Regions from separate parts of the Homo sapiens genome. Here all the other regions are linked to region 2. Evidence: chromatin contacts called from ENCODE Hi-C or POLR2A ChIA-PET data. All regions are on one chromosome and are shown on one strand. Each heading gives the region's core, a stretch centred on a gene start or an enhancer-like site at or near the end of the contact. The rest is flanking DNA. Distances are from core to core; before and after follow the strand shown. Region 1 overlaps HIVEP1 (HIVEP zinc finger 1). Region 2 holds the start of GCNT2 (glucosaminyl (N-acetyl) transferase 2 (I blood group)). Region 3 has its middle 74 kb from the start of EDN1.

What was found. Hi-C counts contacts between places; a loop is a spot of excess contacts on that map. ChIA-PET counts read pairs that join two places held with the same protein, here RNA polymerase II (POLR2A). Pooled maps may share reads with other maps.
Region 1: a map with no recorded cell type shows a loop between it and region 2 (4-fold over the local background). The contact joins the enhancer-like site here to the promoter of GCNT2 in region 2. A Hi-C loop is called at or near these places in 2 of 37 single-sample maps with no recorded cell type and 2 of 50 pooled maps. POLR2A ChIA-PET finds 5 or more read pairs at or near these places in 1 of 52 experiments (GM10248).
Region 3: a map with no recorded cell type shows a loop between it and region 2 (4-fold over the local background). The contact joins the enhancer-like site here to the promoter of GCNT2 in region 2. A Hi-C loop is called at or near these places in 4 of 37 single-sample maps with no recorded cell type and 4 of 50 pooled maps.

The regions. Positions count from the first base shown.
Region 1 is chr6:12,112,148-12,114,847 of GRCh38, reverse strand. All of the region lies in intron 3 of HIVEP1 (HIVEP zinc finger 1), which reads right to left. Among named protein-coding and RNA genes, the nearest start is that of HIVEP1, 100 kb to the right of the region's middle. RefSeq lists an enhancer at 469-518. Within about 2 kb of position 1,252, at least 3 of the 41 ENCODE cell types and tissues checked have a DNase peak (open chromatin) inside an H3K27ac peak, as active enhancers do.
Region 2 is chr6:10,520,087-10,522,786 of GRCh38, reverse strand. GCNT2 (glucosaminyl (N-acetyl) transferase 2 (I blood group)) reads right to left here and starts at 1,436. Exons shown (of 5, transcript NM_145649.5): 1 at 1,370-1,436. It overlaps LOC101928146 (a long non-coding RNA gene), which reads left to right and starts at 1,381. Exons shown (of 3, transcript XR_001743961.2): 1 at 1,381-1,439. RefSeq lists an enhancer at 1,090-1,149.
Region 3 is chr6:12,362,759-12,365,458 of GRCh38, reverse strand. No RefSeq gene overlaps it. Among named protein-coding and RNA genes, the nearest start is that of EDN1, 74 kb to the right of the region's middle. RefSeq lists an enhancer at 1,524-1,843. Within about 2 kb of position 1,403, at least 10 of the 41 ENCODE cell types and tissues checked have a DNase peak (open chromatin) inside an H3K27ac peak, as active enhancers do.

The DNA.
Region 1 (2,700 bases), core at 3-2,502, 1.6 Mb before region 2:
AGAGTTAAAATGCTACCCTGAACTCAGGCATCAATCTCAAACTCAATATACATGCACAGAATTGTAAACTGTAGCTGGAAATTCAGGACAAGAAATTTTCAATAGGAAATGGTTAGGCTAATTATGGCACAGCCACTTAACATAACATTATACATCCATTTAAAATAATTACAAAGATTACACAGCAATATGAAAATTATGATACATTAAGTGTACGTGCACATTCTTTTTTTTTCCCTCTAGAGAGAGGTCTGGGCTAGAGGCACAGATCTGGGAATATGCGGTGAGAGCTGTTTTTGTAAAAGGACATAAATGATAAGCCAAAGAGAATATGCTGTGGAGAGGGGAGGTCTGACATGAGAAGGATGGGTAATCCCTACACTTAGGGGTGAGCTAGAAACAAAAAGAAACAAGGGGAAATCAGAAAGATGAGACAAAACATGTGATAGTGGAACAGCCAGGAAGTGGGGGTTTAGAAACTTTTAAAAAGGAAGATGTGGCCAATAGTGTTGAATATCACATTCAGATACACAGATGAAAATTAACAAGAGGTCCCTGGGCTTGGTGGTCACTGGGACTAGGAAGACATCATTATCTCTGAAAGCAGTGTCAGCGGGGTTCTGGAGGTAAAAACCCTATCATATACCAGTAAGGAGTGAAGGAGGGCATGAGGACGCGCAGGGCCCGCAAATACAGGCGCTCTCCTGGGGATATGGCTGTAAAGTAAAAGAGAAAGACAAGACGTCAGAGTCAGGGGAAAGGAGGGCAAGGGAAGTCTTCTTTAGGATATGGGAGGGTTGAGTGTGTTTATAAACAGGTAGTGAAAGTTGGCAGAGAGAACCAGAATAAAGATACAAGACAGAAAAATTAATTAAATAAAACAAATTTAAAAATTAATTAAACAAATTAAACAAATAATGTGTGATAAACAGGTATACTCAAGAAGCTACCACATAGATGTGGGAACAACTGGTGAAGATGGAGGTAAGGAAATGCCTGGGAGAAGTTTCGTGGCAGCAGCACATCTGACTAAAGCCTACAGAGACAGGCAGAGAGGGACAAGTCCTTTCCAGTTAGGGAACAGCATGACAAGGTGAGCAGGAAAATGCATAAGACTCACCTAAGAGCAGGAAGCCAACCTTGCTGTTCATCTATTAGTAGAGTGGGAGATAGGATGGAAAAGGTATTCTACAACCAGGTTACTCTAGGCCTTGAACACAAAGCAGAAGAGACTGGAATTCACTTAGCAAGCAAAAGGAAGCTACATTCAGATCATCACCAAGTTCTTCCCATTCCTCATGCAATGTAATTCAAGCATCTTAACATGGCCAAAAGACTGCAGGGACATCTGACTCACAACTCTCCAACCTCCCTCTACACCATTTCCCCTGACTCACTCCGCTTCAGCCTGCGGTAAACTTTCTCCTCCTCGAACTGCCCCATCTCGTTGCTGCCCCTGGGATTTGTACTTGCCATCTCCTCAGCATGAAAAGCCCTCCCTACACCCAACTCTCAAGATGACAGGGTCATTTTCAACCTTCAACTCACCGCACCAGTGTTACCTCTGGGCTGTTCCTCCACTCTACCTAAGGTCGGTGTCCCTGTCCTGCCCACCCCACCCTTCTTTACAGTCATAATCTAGAATGCCCTGTTTGCCTGTTTACATGTGTATCTTCTGCCTTTGAATTAGGATGGGCTGAGGGAGTCCACACTCACTTACAGGCTCTTTAACATGGGCCCGCACCAGGTGCTCACATGAGGGGCAGGACGAGGCCAGAGAAGTGCCCCAAGCGTGTAAGCAGAGTGGACAGGCATGAAGCCAACTCTCCCTGAGAGCTTCCTCCCCCTGAGCAAAGCCTTGGGCTTTAAGCTGATAGGGAAAGGGCAGCAGATGTCACCACAGGGACAGACAGAAACACCCTGCAGCCGGGAGAAGAACAGAGGAGGACACCCTCTACCCCAGGGGAGGCAGGAAACTGTCCTGAGACCAAAATCCCACACCAATAAAATTTCAGTCCCTTGCCATGGGGGAGGGGCTGGAAACACAGGGACCGCCAAGACTGAGGCTGGACCAGGAGATGGAGCAACCCTCCCCTCCCCACCCCATCCAGAAGCCCAGCCCTGTGGGGGAAGCAGCAGCAGCCCACTGCTAGGGGGGCGGTGAGGAGGTGGGCAGGGACTCCCCCAGCCTATGGCGCAGGAGGCTGCAAGCTGAGCAGGGGCACTAGCACTGAGAAAAGCCCCCAGAGTCCCAGTCCCCGCCATAAGCACAAGGAACCGGCAGGAAAAGGAAGAATAAACAGGGTAGTAGAAATACATGAAAAAAATAATGGCCAAGAATTTTCCCCAAATAATGAAAACAACAAACCATACATCCAAAAAGCCTAAATAACCCATAACTAGGATGATTAAGAATATGATACGAAAGAATAAGCATAAAGAATAAAAAAAATACTGAGAAAAAGAAGAAAAGGGAGAAAAAGAATTTAGACAATATATTCAAACTGCTGAAAACCAAAGATAAAGAGAAAATCCTGAAAGCAGCCAGAGGGTAGAAAAACATTACACACAGAGAATAAAAGATAAAAATTAAAGCAGACTTCTCAACGGAAACCATGGTGTGATATTTTTACACTACTGAAAGAAAAAAAAATTGTCCAACCCAGAATTTCATATTGAGAAATAATTTAGCTTTCAAAA
Region 2 (2,700 bases), core at 187-2,686:
TTTTGCTCTTACCCTCCCGACCTCTATCGCTCAGAAAGTCCTTGATAGGATTTTGAAGTTACAGGAACCAAAAATTACTGCCATAGGTAGAATACTTCCACAAGGGAGACCTCAAGCTTCTGATCACTAAGAATAATTACATGAAAGAATATAGCCTCCCTTCTTCCGATAATTGCAATATGCTGTTCAATCAGAACAGAGTGCAAAGAAACAGATCCTTTACGCTGTAGGGTCCCCAGGGCCTGGGATTACAGTCTCCCTATTTCTTCTGGAAAACCACAGCCTACAGGTAACTACCCTCTATTTGGCCAATCTACTACCAGGTGCAGAAAGACTATTTACAAGTGACGACTCTCAAAGGCCTACATTTAAAAATAAGGAAAACAGAAAAGTAGCTTTGAGTTTGGCAAAACCTGAATTTACTTAGTAGACCTGTCTTTAATATCAGAAGATGGGTTTTCATAGAATGGCAATATGGATCTACTACTTTTCTACATGGCCCAGAGCTTCATTTTCAATTTTACCTATTATCAAATGAGGTTCATACCTCACAGGAATGTTCATACCTCACAGCAACTAATTAAATAAAATACATTTCAGGCTGTGGACGGTGGCTCACGCCTGTAATCCCAGCACTTCAGGAGGCTGAGGCAGGTGGATCACATGGAGTCAGGAGTTTGAGACCAGCCTGGCCAACATGATGAAACCCCATCTCTACTAAAGATACAAAAATTAGCCGGGCTTGGTTGTGCATGCCTGTAGTCCCAGCTACTCAGGAGGCTGAGGCAGGACCCAGGAGGTGGGGGTTGCAGTAAGCTGAGATCGCACCACCGTACTCTCGCCTGGGTGACAGAGTGAGACTATGTCTGGAAAAAAAAAAAAAAATTTAAATGCCAGACAGTACCAAGTACCTTATCAAATTCTGGAAACATTTTCCCTTGCCTGAAGGAACTGAGAAACATAAACCATTAAGTCTGAAGTGAACGTTGTTCTTTCCTACAAAGTTAAAAGTTGTAACTGAGATACAGAAGGATACTAATGATTTAGAGACAGATGGAAAACCCTCGTGCCCAGTAGGCCCATCATGTAATGAAACAACATACAAACATGCTATTCTTTGAAAAAAAAAAAACCTTTGAAAACAGAAATCTCATGACCAAATGACTCATTCAACATTTTTTGGTGTACTTACTTTATGCCCGGCACTGTGCTAGGTTCTGGAAATATAAAACATCCACGCAGCCCATTTGAGTACCAGCCTATTGGACCTTAAACTGCTGTCAGCGATTTAACAGAGGTAACACGAGAAGACCAGCTCCCCGCAGTTTCCTCCCTCCACCAGTTTCCCAGCACGCTGACCTCCACCTACCTCTCTCAGTTCCCAGGAGGGTAAGATTGCCCAGAGGCGTCCAGCAGTGAACACAGTAAGCCTGTTTAAGGTAAACGCAGTTTAACCCTAGCGTTTTAAGTGGAATAACAGAGGCTGGAATGTGAAAGTGGGAAGGTCTGTTTGCTTTCAGTCCCACCCCCAAGGCCTGCCCTAAGAGTCTGAGACAGGAGAACACACGTCTACAGAGAGCCTGCCTAGAGTCTGGATTTTTTAAGCTGCTGGATACCAGGTGCTACCTGACACCAGCTCATCCCCTGCCTCTAGAGTCCTGGAGGGCTTTGAGTTGATCACTTTCCACTCCAGGAATGTTATAAGAAACCGCTCAGAAAGGTAACTGCCCTGGGTGTAACTGGGTTTTTCATGAGGACACTCCAAGATAGACCTCAGGATAATTATTTGGGTGTTTTCCTAAGACTACCCTCCATTTTGCCCCCTTAGAGGCTGCTTTTTCAAGAGGGGAAGTTTTGGATTCCCTCACAGACCCCTCGTGTTTAAGGTTCCACTCTTATGTTTAGTTATTGGTAGGAAATCTTATAGTCTCTGCCCCAGGGTAACCTCTAACAGATTTAGATATGTGTTCTGCTCAAATGCTACCCACACTGGGGAAGGGGAATCCTAAGGTGGCAGCAGAATTTAGTAGAAAATGCCCTGGGCATTTTCAGAAGGCAAGTTCTCTCCTCTCTAATGCAAGCTGTATATCTTGAGCAAGTCACTTCCTCTCTCTGAACCTCTGGCTTTTCCTAGGCCAGGCAAACGGGCTCTTTACATACCCTTTCAGGAATGAACTGATTCCTGTCCCAGGAAACAAGCTAGTCATACCGTGCATTTAGCCATATCCCTCTCTTCTGCCAAACACTTTGCAGTCAGAAGCAGCTTATAAAATTCAGTGGGGATAAAGCAGGGTATGGTGGTGTGCACCTGCAGTTTCAGCTACTAGGGAGGCTGAGGCGGGAGGGTTGTTTGAGCCCAGGAATTCTGAGACCAGCCTGGGCAACATAGTGAGACATCAACTTAAAAAAAAAAAAAAAAAAAGAAAAAATCCAACTGAGTTAAAAAAAATTTTTTTCCAGTCATAAAGCCAGGATAAACTGAAGAAATAGCAAATCAACTTTTTTTTTTTTTTTTTTTTTTTGTGACAGAGCCTTGCTCTGTCACCCAGTGCAGTGTCACAATCTCAGCTCACTGCACCCTCTGCCTCCCAGGTTCAAGCAATTCTCCTGCCTCAGCCTCCTGAGTAGCTGGGACTACAGGCATCCACCACTATGCCCGGGTAATTTTTGTATTTTTAGTACAGAAAGGGTTTCACCATG
Region 3 (2,700 bases), core at 154-2,653, 1.8 Mb before region 2:
ATTTTTGCTTTGAGATTCCACCTACAGGCTCCACTGGTGAAGTTTCCCCGGAGCAGAGTGCCTCCATTCCGTTCCTACTTAACAGTCATGGTGAGGTTAGAAGGTTAAGGGAGCCTGCCCTGCAGAGAAATTTGCAAAGATTAACTAATGCAGACAACAAGTGTCCGGAAGAGCAGAGAAATGTGAGGTCTACTTTATGGGGAAAGCTACCCAAGGCAGACAGGAGGAAGTTTCAAGCACAATTGGACAGTATCTCAGAATTGTGTGGATGTGTGTGTAATAAGAAGTATACATAAAAATCTACATAATATATATTTTATATATAGTATGGGTTTTTACATACTGTATATAACTGTATATATACACACACATAACAGTGTGTGTGTGTCTGCATATGTGTGTGACTATATATGTCTGTATATATGTTACGTGTATGTATATGTGTGTGTATATACACTGTTACATACACACACACACACACACACACTGTTGTGGGCTAAACTGTGTCCCTCTAAAATTCATATATTGAAGTTCTAATGCTCAGTACCTCAGAATGTGACTGTATTTGGAGAAAGAATCTGTAAAGAGGTAATTAAGGTAAAATGAGGCCATATGTGTGGGTCCAAATCCACAACAATTGATCTCCTTATAAGAACAAGAGATGTAAGACACAGACACACACAGAGGGAAGACCCTGTGAGGACACAGGAGAAGACGGCATCTACAAGCCAAGGAGAGAGGCCCCAGGAAAAACCAAACCTGCCAACACCTTGATCTTGAACTTCCAGCCTCCAGAACTATAAGATAAATTTCTGTTATATAGGACACCCAGTCTGGTATTTTGTTATGGCAGGCCTAGCAGACTCTCTCTCTCTTTCTCTCTTTCTCTCTCTCTCTTTCTCTCTCTCTCTGTCTCTCTCTCACACACACACACACACAGACACACACACACACACACACACACACAGGTTGGCCACTAAGTCTGAAAACACAGACAAACATATTTTAAAATATTTATTGTTTTCCTACTACAAAGAATGATAAAATGATATTATCTAAGAGTCAAGATTTTATGGCCCGCTCTATAGGCATAAACGTCTCGGCCTTCTCCCTGCACAGGGGGAAGGGAGGGTAAAGTAAATATCGAGTCAACGATAAGGCTGAGAAGGAGCCTAAGAAGTCTACTGCACAGTGCTTGGCCAGATTTGGGGGTGAATGTTCCGTTTCCCCAAGAATAGCTTCCTTAGAGTTCTTTTTCCTCAGATGCCATTAGGCTCTCTTCAACCTTGTCCCATGGCATGGCCACACTCGGCCCCCACTTGGCCTTTCACCAGGCACCCTCCATGCGGCTTTGGACGTCTCCGTGCTCTGTGAATGCCCTTCCCAGACATTCTCCAGCAAGGCCTCAGCTGAGGGGGAGGCAGGGCAGGGCTATGCCTGTCTTGAGTTGGTTAATGATTACCAAGAATCTGGAAATCCTTCTACCATGGTTATGCACAGAAACTGAAATGTCAAATTAAAAACAGAACCCCTGAGATAAGAAGAAAGTGGGACTGAGAAGCAAGAGCCCAGCTTGACCAGTGAGGCTCTGGAAAATCTGTGGTTTTGGGGGACAAGAAAAAGTTCCTGTTTTTTGCGGCAGTAGTGATTATAAAAATAGCAGTGTCATCATTTTGTTCAATGAGGAAGTCCAAAAATAAATATATGGGGTGAGCTAATGAAGGACTTTCCATGACATCTCAGGTCACAGAAAGGAAAGAAAGGGGAACTTCTATATTTAAAGGTCCTATTATAACAGGAGCTATGTTTCTTTCCTATTTTTTTTTTTTTTTTTTTTTTTTTGAGATGGAGTTTCACTCTTGTTGCCCAGGCTGGAGTGCAATGGTGTGATCTCCATTCACTGCAACCTCTACCTCCTGGGTTCAAGCAATTCTCCTGCCTCAGCCTCCAGAGTAGCTGGGATTACAGGCATGTGCCACCACGCCCCGCTAATTTTGTATTTTTAGTAGCAACAGGGTTTCACCATGTTGGTCAGGTTGGTCTCGAACTCTTAACCTTAGGTGATCTGCCTATCTCGGCCTCCCAACGTGTTGGGATTATAGGCGTGAGCCATGGCTCCTGGCCTGTTTCTATAGCTTATCTCATGTAATTTTGACCATAATCATATAAAGTAGACTTTATTATTCTTATTTTGTACAGGAAGAGCTGAGAAGTTAGGTAATACAGACATTGTTGGTTGAATGACCCAGCAGACCTTCCCATCCTTTTCTGTCTGCTGCCTTTCTCGATGGAAGTTGGAGATGGTACATATTCTCCTTTTCTGCCTTCTTTGCAGCTGTAGATGGCCTGACTACATGACAAAGTTCTAGCTAATGACATATATATGTATGCAGAATAATCCCAAATTTACATCTACGGCCTGGACTTCTAGTCTATATCAGAACTTAAGTATCCAACTGCCTACTCAACATCCCTATTTGGGTAGCTACTAAGAATCTCAGCCTAACATATCCACTTCTGTTCTCCTGTACTTCCTGGCTATAGCTGCCTCTGTTCGTTCTTGTCATGCAAGTAAAGAGCAACTCATTGCTCCAGGTGCACAGAACTGCAAACTCAGCCACCCTTGCCCCTCTTTCTCTCACACTCTGTATCAAGAGTATCCAATCTTTTGGCTTCCCTGGGCCACATTGGAATAAGCAT